Regions from separate parts of the Homo sapiens genome. Here region 2 is linked to region 1. Evidence: read pairs that join two places in POLR2A ChIA-PET (ENCODE). Cell type or tissue: MCF 10A. All regions are shown on one strand. Region 1 overlaps TMEM245 (transmembrane protein 245). Region 2 overlaps EPB41L4B (erythrocyte membrane protein band 4.1 like 4B).

Evidence for each region. ChIA-PET counts read pairs that join two places held together with the same protein. Peaks named below come from ENCODE experiments on the same cell type or tissue, not always from the same donor. Only the 100,000 strongest peaks of a DNase experiment are listed, where the experiment ranks them.
Region 2: POLR2A ChIA-PET joins it to region 1 with 6 read pairs; 6 of 35 experiments call an interaction of 5 or more read pairs at or near these places.

What each region holds. Positions count from the first base shown.
Region 1 is chr9:109,112,448-109,117,447 of GRCh38, reverse strand. The region is part of intron 1 of TMEM245 (transmembrane protein 245); the gene reads left to right. Among named protein-coding and RNA genes, the nearest start is that of TMEM245, 5.0 kb to the left of the region's middle. In MCF 10A, no CTCF peak of the experiment used is centred here; a DNase peak (open chromatin) is centred at 2,557.
Region 2 is chr9:109,174,512-109,179,511 of GRCh38, reverse strand. EPB41L4B (erythrocyte membrane protein band 4.1 like 4B) reads left to right here. Exons shown (of 26, transcript NM_019114.5): 25 at 2,816-2,961; 26 at 4,889-5,000. The coding sequence ends at 4,958. Among named protein-coding and RNA genes, the nearest start is that of FRRS1L, 9.8 kb to the right of the region's middle. In MCF 10A, no CTCF peak of the experiment used is centred here; no DNase peak of the experiment used is centred here.

The DNA.
Region 1 (5,000 bases):
TAATTAATGATTTTTTAAAAGCTTGAAATTGGCCGGGCGCGGTGGCTCACGCCTGTAATCCCAGCACTTTGGGAGGTCGAGGCGGGTGGATCACCTGAGGTTAGGAGTTCAAGACCAGCCTGGCCAACATGGTGAAACCCCGTCTCTACCAAAAATACAAAAAAAAAAAAATTAGCTGGGTGTGGTGGTGGGCACCTGTAATCCCAACTATTTGGGAGGCTGAGGCAGAAGAATCACTTGAACCCGGGAGGCAGAGGTTGGAGTGAGCCAAGATTGCACCACTGCACTCCATTCTGGGTGACAAGCGTGAAATTCCGTCTCAAAAAAAAACCAAAAAAACCTTGAAATTCAGCTGTTTGGCTCAAGTGTTGGGAGCAAGGAAAAAGAGAGAGGGTTAAAAAAAAACAAACTCAACATAAAAGTATGAGTTAAGTATTTGTGAGTAGGGAGTGGTAGAAGGGCTAAATTTGAAAGAACCTTCAGGTCAATCTGAGTTTAAGAAAAACAAGGCATGGAATTGCATTCTGCTCAAGCAGCACTTAAGGATGGATGGTTGGATGGGGGTGAGGTGTACTTGAGAAGACAAGGAGTCCTTGCTCTTATCCAAAAGTGCTGATTAAGGCCAGGTGGGGTTGCCCACGCCTGTAGTCCCAGCACTTTGGGAGGCCCACACAGGTGAATCACTTGAGGCCAGGAGTTCGAGATCAGCCTGGCCAACATGGTAAAACCCCGTCTCTACTAAAAATACAAAAAATTAGCCAGGCATGGTGGCGCACACCTGTGGTCCCAGCTACTCGGGAGGCTGAGGCAATCTCTTGAACCCAAGAGTTGGAGGTTGCAGTGAGTTGAGATTGTGCCAGTACACTCCAGCCTAGGTGACAGAGCAATACCCTGTCTCAAAAAAAAAGAAAAAAAAAAGTGCTGATTAAAGGCCAGGCACAGTGGCTTAATGTAACCCCAGCACTTTGGGAGGCCGAGGGAGGAGGATTGTCTGAGCCCAGGAGTTTGAGACCAGCCTGGGCAACATAGTGAGACCTCCCCCACCCCCAGTCTTTTAAAATAAGAAAGAAAGTGCAGATTAAGGCCTGGCATTAAGTGAAAGTAGGTTATGTGACTGGGCAGGAGGCCCACTCTGGACCTTTTCCATCCCACAGTTCACAGCGGTTTGGCTTTATGAGCCCAAGCAGGGCTGTCTGGTTATAGAACATGGTCTTTATGCTTTCTAGGCTACTTTAACCATGAGCCTGCTGCTGAAGAGCAGTATAGATGAGAGAGGCAGAGAGAAAAGTTACCTTTAAGCGAATCCCTGTTTTGATGACTTGACAGTTCATCCATTTAAGATCCAACTTTTGAGCATCTGCCATGTCCCAGGCACTAGATTAGGTTCTTTTACATGGGTGTTATTTCATTCTCTCAATGTCTTATGAGCTAGGAGGGAGGGATTTCATATGTGAGAAAACTAATTCAGAGAACTGTTGATGCTGTCAGTAAATGGCATTCAATAGACCTAGCAGCAGTTGAAGTCCTGCTGTTATCAAAACTCTGTAGTAACCTTCAATAAGGATTTTTAAAAAGTTTTCCCTAATACATTGTGTTTAATTATTTTTAGTGGATTGTAGGCCAGGTGCGGTTGCTCACACCTGTAATCCCAGCACTTTGGGAAGCCGAGGCAGGCAGATCACCTGAGGTCAGGAGTTCGAGACCAGCCTGGCCAACATGGTGAAACCCCGTCTCTACTAAAAATACAAAAATTAGCCGGGTGTGACGGCCGACTCCATAATCCCAGCTACTCTGGAGGCTGAGGCAGGAGAATTGCTTGAAACCGGGAGGCAGAGGTTGTAATGAGCCCAGGTCGCGCCATTGCACTCCAGCCTGGGCAACAGAGTGAGACTCTGTCTTAAAAAAAAAAAAAAAAAAAAAAAAAAGATTCCAGTTACTAGGAAAAAATCAGAAAAATATCAGCATTCTAGTCATCTAGAAACCTTATTCGTCCCTCTTCTTTCTTCCCTTTTATTTTTATATCTATGCAGTTTTCCAGGTCCCATCAATTTTCCTTTTTAGTGTCTTTGGGACCTATGTTTTTCTTTTTTCTTCTTATATTTTGAGACGGAGTTTTGCTCTTGTTGCCCAGGCTGGAGTGCAATGGTGTGATCTCAGCTCACTGCAAGCTCTGCCTCCCCGGTTCAAGCAATTCTGCTTCAGCCTCCCAAGTAGCTGGGATTACAGGCACCCACCACGCCCGGCTAATTTTTGTGTTATTTTTAATAGAGACGGGGTTTCACCATGTTGGCCAGGCTGGTCTTGAACTCCTGACCTCAGGTGATCCACCTTCCTTGGCCTCCCAAAGTGCTGGGATTACAGGCATGAGCTACTGCGCCTGGCCTGGACCTATGTTTTTCTTCGTCACTAGTTTTTCTTTCCAGTTCAGTTCCTCTTCATGTCACTTGTAGATTTCTTCAGTCTCCTAAAACTCCGTGCTTCTTACAAGTGAAACACTAATCATTTATGGGATGAGTAATTCTTTTTCAGCAGTTTCAAATATGTTAGGAGATTGCACTGACTTAGTAAGTGATTTCAGAACACCTAAAAAAAAAATCAGCTGTTGCACCAGGTTCACATGTTACTCAGTTCTTGGCATCTTCCCATGGTGGAGCTGTGCAAGGTAAATTTGAAAAAGCTGATGGCGTGCCCTGCTCCACCATTCCTCTCTGTTGGGGGGCATTCTGATCTTCCTCATTCTGTTAATTTAGACTTGGTGGAGAATTTGAAGACCATTTAGTTTTTTGCAGTAGTAATAGATTTGTTTTTTCTGTGGTCTCTGATCCCATTGTTCCCATCTTTTTAAAGAAGCAGGAGGTGGAGAGAGTAGTGGCTGAAAGATAAAAACACCTGAAGTTCTAAACTTGGCTCTGCCAGTAACTAACTTTGTGACCTTGGGCAGACCAGGGCCCTCCTCTGGGACATTCAGTCCCAATTGCATAAAGTGAGGGGTTGGCTTGAACAATTTCTAAGATTTCACGATGTTCTATTTTACACATCACAAGAGGCTCTTCAGCAGTGGACGTTAGTCAGCCATTCACTGCTGACACCGTTCTACTTTTAAACACATTTCTAGGTTTGTTTCTGCTTGCCTGGCAGCAAGAAACAAGGAGAGGAAAGTTTCTAGTGCTTAGTTTTCTCAGTTAAAGACTTTGAATATAAAAATGTTGACTCTAAGTTGCCATATGACAAAGAGAATGGTTTTCACATTAGAATTAAGTGGATAATTTAAGGACCTGAAGCAGTTGCTGCTTGAGGCTATGATTAGGGCTGTGGCTCCATAACTTGGGAGGAGGTTTGTAGTTGTGGTGTTTTTGTTTTGTTTTGTTTTGGGGATGGATTTACGCTCTTGTTGCCCAGGCTGGAGTGCAATGGCGCGTTCTCGGCTCACCGCAACCTCTGCCTCCCGGGTTCAAGTGATTCTCCTGCCTCAGCCTCCCGAGTAGCCTGCCACCATGCCCGGCTAATTTTTTGTGTTTTTAGTAGAGACGGGGTTCCACCATGTTGGCCAGACTGGTCTCAAACTCCTAACCTCAGGTGATTCCCCTGCCTTGGCCTCCCAAAGTGCTGGGATTATAGGTGTGAGCCACTGCACCCTTCCTGTAGTTTTATTCTCTCTAAAAAAAGCTTGGGAAACTGTTCTGCAAAAATATGTAACAGAAGCAACCAAGTTGTTTTTCCAGTTAATACCCAGATGACAATAAATGAAACAAAGATGGTTGAAAAGGCAGAGTCTCTACTTAATGTTTTCTACATTTAATATGTTTTTTAACCAGAAAAGTATATGTGGATAATCGTGTGAAATGAAAGGAAAATGTGATTGCCTATTAGTTCCCTTTACTTGAAGTGCTAAGTAAATGTTGCCAAATTTTATGCAGTCTTATGTAGTGTCTAGCACATTGGTGCTATAAAAACGACTATGGAATGTATATTTTGAAAAGGACATGTTGTTTTGGAGAACATAAGTTTGGAAAAATATGCCCTCTTATCTGTAACTGTGGCTCATTGATTTAATGCCTGGAATAAAATTCACACTTGAATAGGTTTGCTCAGAGGCTAAACATATATAAAGTTGACTTGTTAACCTCATGTTTCCGTGTTAGTGAAGATTTAAGAATTAAAAAACTCCTAAGAGGTCCTAGACTAGAAATTGTGTGTGAAACATGCATGTACAAATCCTTATTTTTGTTATTTTAAAGGATATTTAGTGATTCAAAATGTTGACCCAAGTAAAATATGCTTGTTACATTTGAAAAAACATAAGCAGAACAGAAGTTTGTATGGTAAAAGTGAATTATCCCTTTCCTTCCCCCGCCCTGCCCCTGGCCCCGCTGAGATGGAGCCTTGCTCTGTCACTCAGGCTGGAGTGCAGTGGCTCGATCTTGGCTCACTGCAACCTCTGCCTCCCGGGTTCAAGCAATTCTCCTGCCTCAGCCTCCCGAGTGGCTGGGACTACAGGCATCTGCCACCATGCCCAGCTAATTTTTGTATTTTTAGTAGAGACGGGGTTTCACCATGTTGGCTAGGCTAGTCTTGAACTCCTGACCTCATGATCTGCCCATCTTGGTCTCCCAAAGTGCTGGGATTACAGGCATGAGCCACCGCGCCCGGCCGAATTATCCCTTTTCTCTACCACTATTCCCACTATTCAGATGTTACTATTAACTGCTTGATGTAAAGGCTCCTAAATTCATTTCTTTGTCCATGTGAACATATAAAGTAGAAGGTTTTTGTTTTTTGTTTTTTAAAACAAAGATGAGATAACATACATATAGCTCTGTACCTTGCTCTTTTCATTTATCATTGTACTGTGGCCATCTTTCCTTATTAGCACTTAGAGATATACGTCTTTCTTTTTTTTTTTTTTGAGATGGAGTTTTGCTCTTGCTGCCCAGGCTGGAGTGCAATGGTGCAATCTCGGCTCACTGTAACCTCCACCTCCTGGGTTCAAGCGATTCTCC
Region 2 (5,000 bases), 62 kb before region 1:
AAACAATGACTAGGGAGGCAGTGACAGGTAGATGGTAACAGAAGCCAAGCTCATGGGCTTCAGCTTCTCAATTTTCTCACCCCTGTGTGTAGTGTTCTCATCTCCTTCCTGCCAAGATCATGACACTTGAACTTTCTGCAGGTTTGGCCTCTCCACAGGCCTCCAGACCTATCCTGGCGACAGTGACAGGGGTTGTTTAGCAGCGCTGGGAAGCTCTGCACAAAGTTGGTCTGGCAGTCGATCTAGCATTGATGGAGCTGGGTTTCAACAGCTGGGCTCTTGCTTGATCCCAAAACCAGTTTCTACTTTGTATTCAGGTGTATTAACTGGGTCTCTGCTCATACTCAGCCGAGTATGTTGGTCCATCTAGGGTGGGGAGCCCTGCCTGGCTCTGGCCAGATTTCTGCTCTACATGCTTCTTTCTAATCTGGCTCTGTCCTTCTGTTACCTGCTTTGTTCCAGTGGAAGCTTGTTCATTCATTCACTCATTCATTTCCTCATTCAACAAATATTAAAAAACAGATACTTAGGGTTGAGATTTAATAATGTAATTTTTACTGCTTCTTCAAGGTCATTCTTTAGTGAAACTGGCTTTTTTTTTTTTTTTTTACTTGAAGTATATGGCAATCAAGAACACAATGACTACTAGTACAGTTTGGTGCCACTACCTCAATTCATGCCAAGGCCCTGCCCCATTTACTTACTATCACCTTTGCACCATCAGTGCAAATTTTCCTCTTTTTTCAGAAAGAATAAAAAATGGCATCAAAGGCTGGGTGCAGTAGCTCATGCCTGTAATCCCAGCACTTTGGGAAGCCAAGGTAGGTGGATTACCTGAGATCAGGAGTTCGAGACCAGCCTGGCCAACATGGTGAAACCCCATCTCTACTAAAAAAAACCCCAGTTATGGTGTCAGCTAGCCCTTGTTCTGAATACTGTTCTTAACACTTACACTTACTAATACAAAAATTAGCTGAGTGCGGTGGCAGGCACCTGTAACCCCAGCTACTCAGGAGGCTGAGGCAGGAGAATCACTTGAACCTGGGAGGCAGAGGTTGCAGTGAGCTAAGATTGTGGCCTCCAGCCTGGGCAACAGAGCAAAACTCCAACTCAAAAAAAAAAAAAAGAAGATACTGCTCATTTGATGATCAGAGTGTCTTCTTTAGAAACTCATGTAATAAGTTTCTCCAAGGTCAGGGCCAAGAACTAGCATGAAAAATCTAGTTATAAAATATATAGCTGGTATTATCAAAAATATAAAACAAACAAAAACTATGCATTGAAAAAATACTAAATGGCCAAGCATGGTGGCTCACACCTATAATCCCAGCACTTTGGGAGGCTAAAGTGGGAGGATCACTTGAAACCAGGAGTTTGAGACCAGCCTGGGCAACATAGTGAGACTGTTTCCACGAAAGATTAAAAAAATTATCCAGGCATGGCACGCACCTGTAGTGACAGCTACTTGAGAATCTTAGGCAGAAGGATCACCTGAGCCCAGGAGGTTGAGGCTGCAGCGAGCTCTCATTGTGCCAACTGCACTCCAGCCTGGGCAACAGAGTGAGACTCTGTCGAAAGAAAGAAAGAGAGAGAGAAAGAGAGGAAGAGAGAGAGAACCTGTGAGGAAATATACTGATGGCAACAGTAAGGAATTATGGAATTTCTTCATTGATCTACTTTTTTTTTTTTTTGAGACAGAGTCTCGCTCTGTGCCCAGGCTGGAGTGCAGTGGCGCAACCTCGGCTCATTGCAAACTCCGCCCCCAGGTTCAAGCGATTCTCCTGCCTCAGCCTCCTGAGTAGCTGGGATTACAGGCGTGCGCCAGCGTGCCCGGCTGATTTTTTGTATTTTTAGTAGAGATGGGGTTTTGCCATGTTGGCCAGGCTGGTCTTGAGCTCCTGACCTCAGGTGATCCACCCACCTCGACCTCCCAAAGTGTTGGGATTACAGGTGTGAGCCACCGTGCCCGGCCTGATCTACTTTTATATATCTTCTAAGCTTTCTATATACAAGTAAACAGAATAGTTTGCTATATAATGAAAATGACAAGAATATATTATCCTCTCCAAATGAGACAGTATACTCTAGACCAGTAGTTCTGAAGCTTTATTGTAATTCCTCCAGAAGAATCACCTGGAGGTCTTGTTGAAACACGTATTGTTGGACTTCATCCCCAGGCATTCTTGGGTCCCAGTGGTCTTGGGTGAGGCCTGAGAATTTGCATTTTTACCAAGTTTTAAGATAATGCTGATGCTGCTAGTCTGGGGCCCATACTTTGGGAACCACTGCTACAGTAATGAAAAACCCCAGTTATGGTGTCAGCTAGCCCTGGTTCTCAGTACTGTTCTTAACACTTACTAACTGTGTGACCTTGGGCAGATTACTTAACCTCTCTGAGCCTCACTTTCCCCCATAAAATCAGTTTTAAAATATACATTTGTTTTCACCTTTTAACATTTCCCGATATCAGAATGTTTACTACTGGGCATGACAAAGTTTGATAGTGGGCATGACAAAGTTTAAATGGCTACATGTTTCTTTCTGATTGGCAAATGCAAAAATGGTGCATCTTACAACTGATGGTGCCTAAGATGTGAGGAAATATAATCGCTACCTTAAAGGGTTGTCAAGAGTTAATATGTGTCAAGTACTTAGCATGGTGTCTGGCACAAAGTAAAATCACTTAAAATGACAATCGATTTTAGCTGGTAGTGAAAAGGAACAGGAACTGTAGAGTAAGGCTTAGGGAGCAACTGACAGTGTGAAAATGGAACCCAAATTGAGATTGATCTCCTCTTTCCTGTTTCTTCTCCAGGCAGACTTCAGAGACAGTAAATTACAGTGCTGTCCTGGCCCGACTTCCCCGCTGATCCCAGCAGCGACCCTGAGGCCTTTGACAGAGACCGTCTCCACAGTGCAGACCATTTACACCACCCGGAAACCTGTTTCTCTGGCAGCCAGGTAGGTCAGGTCAGCAGGTTCCGACAGGTAATTCTGGTGACAGGGAAACCAGGGAGACTCTAGGTTCATTGTGTTTGTGACACGTACAGGCCTTTCCTACATTCTTTCATTTATTCTGTAAGTATTTATTGAAATGTCTATAAAGGGGCCAGGTGCGGTGGCTCTCATCTGTAATCCCAGCACAAGGGAGGATCCCTTGAAGTCAGGAGTTCAAGACCAGCCTGGCTAACATGGTGAAACCCCATCTCTACTAAAATTAGCCAGGCGTGGTGGTGCACACCTGTAATTCCAGCTACTTGGGAGGCTGAGGCAGGAGAATCACTTGAACCCAGTAGGTGGAGGTTTCAGTGAGCTGAGATTGCACCACTGCACTCCAGCCTGGGCAACAGAGTGAGACTTTGCCTCAAAAAAAAAAAAATGTTTACAAGGGTAGGCTGTTAGAGGAGATAGACAACAAATGAGTGTGTGTGTGTGTGTGTGTGTGTGTGTGTGTGTGTGTGCGTGTGTGTGATATTGACAAGGGATAGGGAGGAAAATGAAATTGTGAATGGCAATAAGGTATCCTGGGATGGCCTCAATGAGGTGGCATTTAAGCAGAGCCCTGAAAAGGGCTATAGAGAAAGCTGCAGATACCTGGGAGGAGTACTGCGCAGAGCAACCAGCCAGTGCTAAGGCTCCTGAGGAAGCATGTGCCTGACATGGTTACGGAAGTTTAAGGGGCCAGCGTGGCCAGAGCAGAGTGAATGACAATAGAGGAGGCCTGTGAAGTTGTGGGTTAAGGCCAGACTGCGTAGGGCCTTGTTGGCTACAGTAGAAACTTTGTTTTCTACCCTGAATGAAATTATTAAACTTGGTTAGTGCCTTTAAAGATGTGTATTTTGCCAGGCATGGTGGCTCGTGCCTGTCATCCCAGCTACTCAGGAGGCAGAGGTGGGAGGATCAGTTGAGGCCAGGAGTTCAGGAGTTCAAGTCCAGCCTGGGCAACATAGCAAGGCCCCATCTCTAACTAAAAACAATGAAAAGATGTGTATTTACTCTGTGTGTGTGTGTGTGTGTGTGTGTGTGTGTGTGTGTGTGTGTGTTTAAACAGTGGAGACAGGTTACATAGATATGCAACTGGACCTGAGGTCCAAAAAGTCAGAGGCAACTTCTCAAAACAGCCAATTTTACTTCATTCAATTTGATTCATTAAAATATAATTAATTATTTGTTACAACATTCCCTCAGATATTCATCAAATGAAAGCCTGGGAGAAAATGCACATGAAACCAATTTAAAGCATGATTTAAATAAATCTAACCCCTGGACATCTTCATTCAAAAGTCTTTACTGAGGGCCGGGCTTGGTGGCTCATGCCTGTAATCCTAGCACTTTGGGAGGTCGAGGCAAGTGGATTGCCTGAGCTCAGGAGTTCGAGACCAGCCTGGGCAACACGGTGAAACCCCGTCTCTACTAAAATACAAAAAATTAGCTTGGCATGGTGGCACGTGCCTGTAATCCCAGCTATGCTGGAGGCTGAGACAGAAGAATCGCTTGAACCTGGGAGGTGGAGGTTGCAGTGAGCCAAGATCACGCCACTGTACTCCAGCCTGGGTGACAGAGTGAGACTCCATCTCAAAAAAAAAAAAAAAAAAAAAACACTTTACTGAGTGGCTGCCATGCACCAGATACTGCGCAAGGCTCTGGAGGTTTAGAGATGAATGACATATAGTCAGCCAGGAACTCTCAGCATGGTGGGACTGAGAAACCAGTAAGTAGCCAATTTCAGATCACTGAAATGCTAGCAAATGTAGATAGTCCTCAAGGAGTCTAAAAAAGAAAGTCCAACACTGAGATCAGGAAAGAACCTGGGAGATGATACTTAAGCTGTCTGCTTCTGCAATTTTTGAGGGATTGTCTCACTATTTTGTCACATACTTTTTTTTAGTGCAGAGACACTCCGGCAGGAACTGGAGAGAGAGAAGATGATGAAAAGACTGTTGATGACCGAACTGTGAAATTCTCCCCTTGTCACCTGGAAGATGGCATGGTGCCTTCTG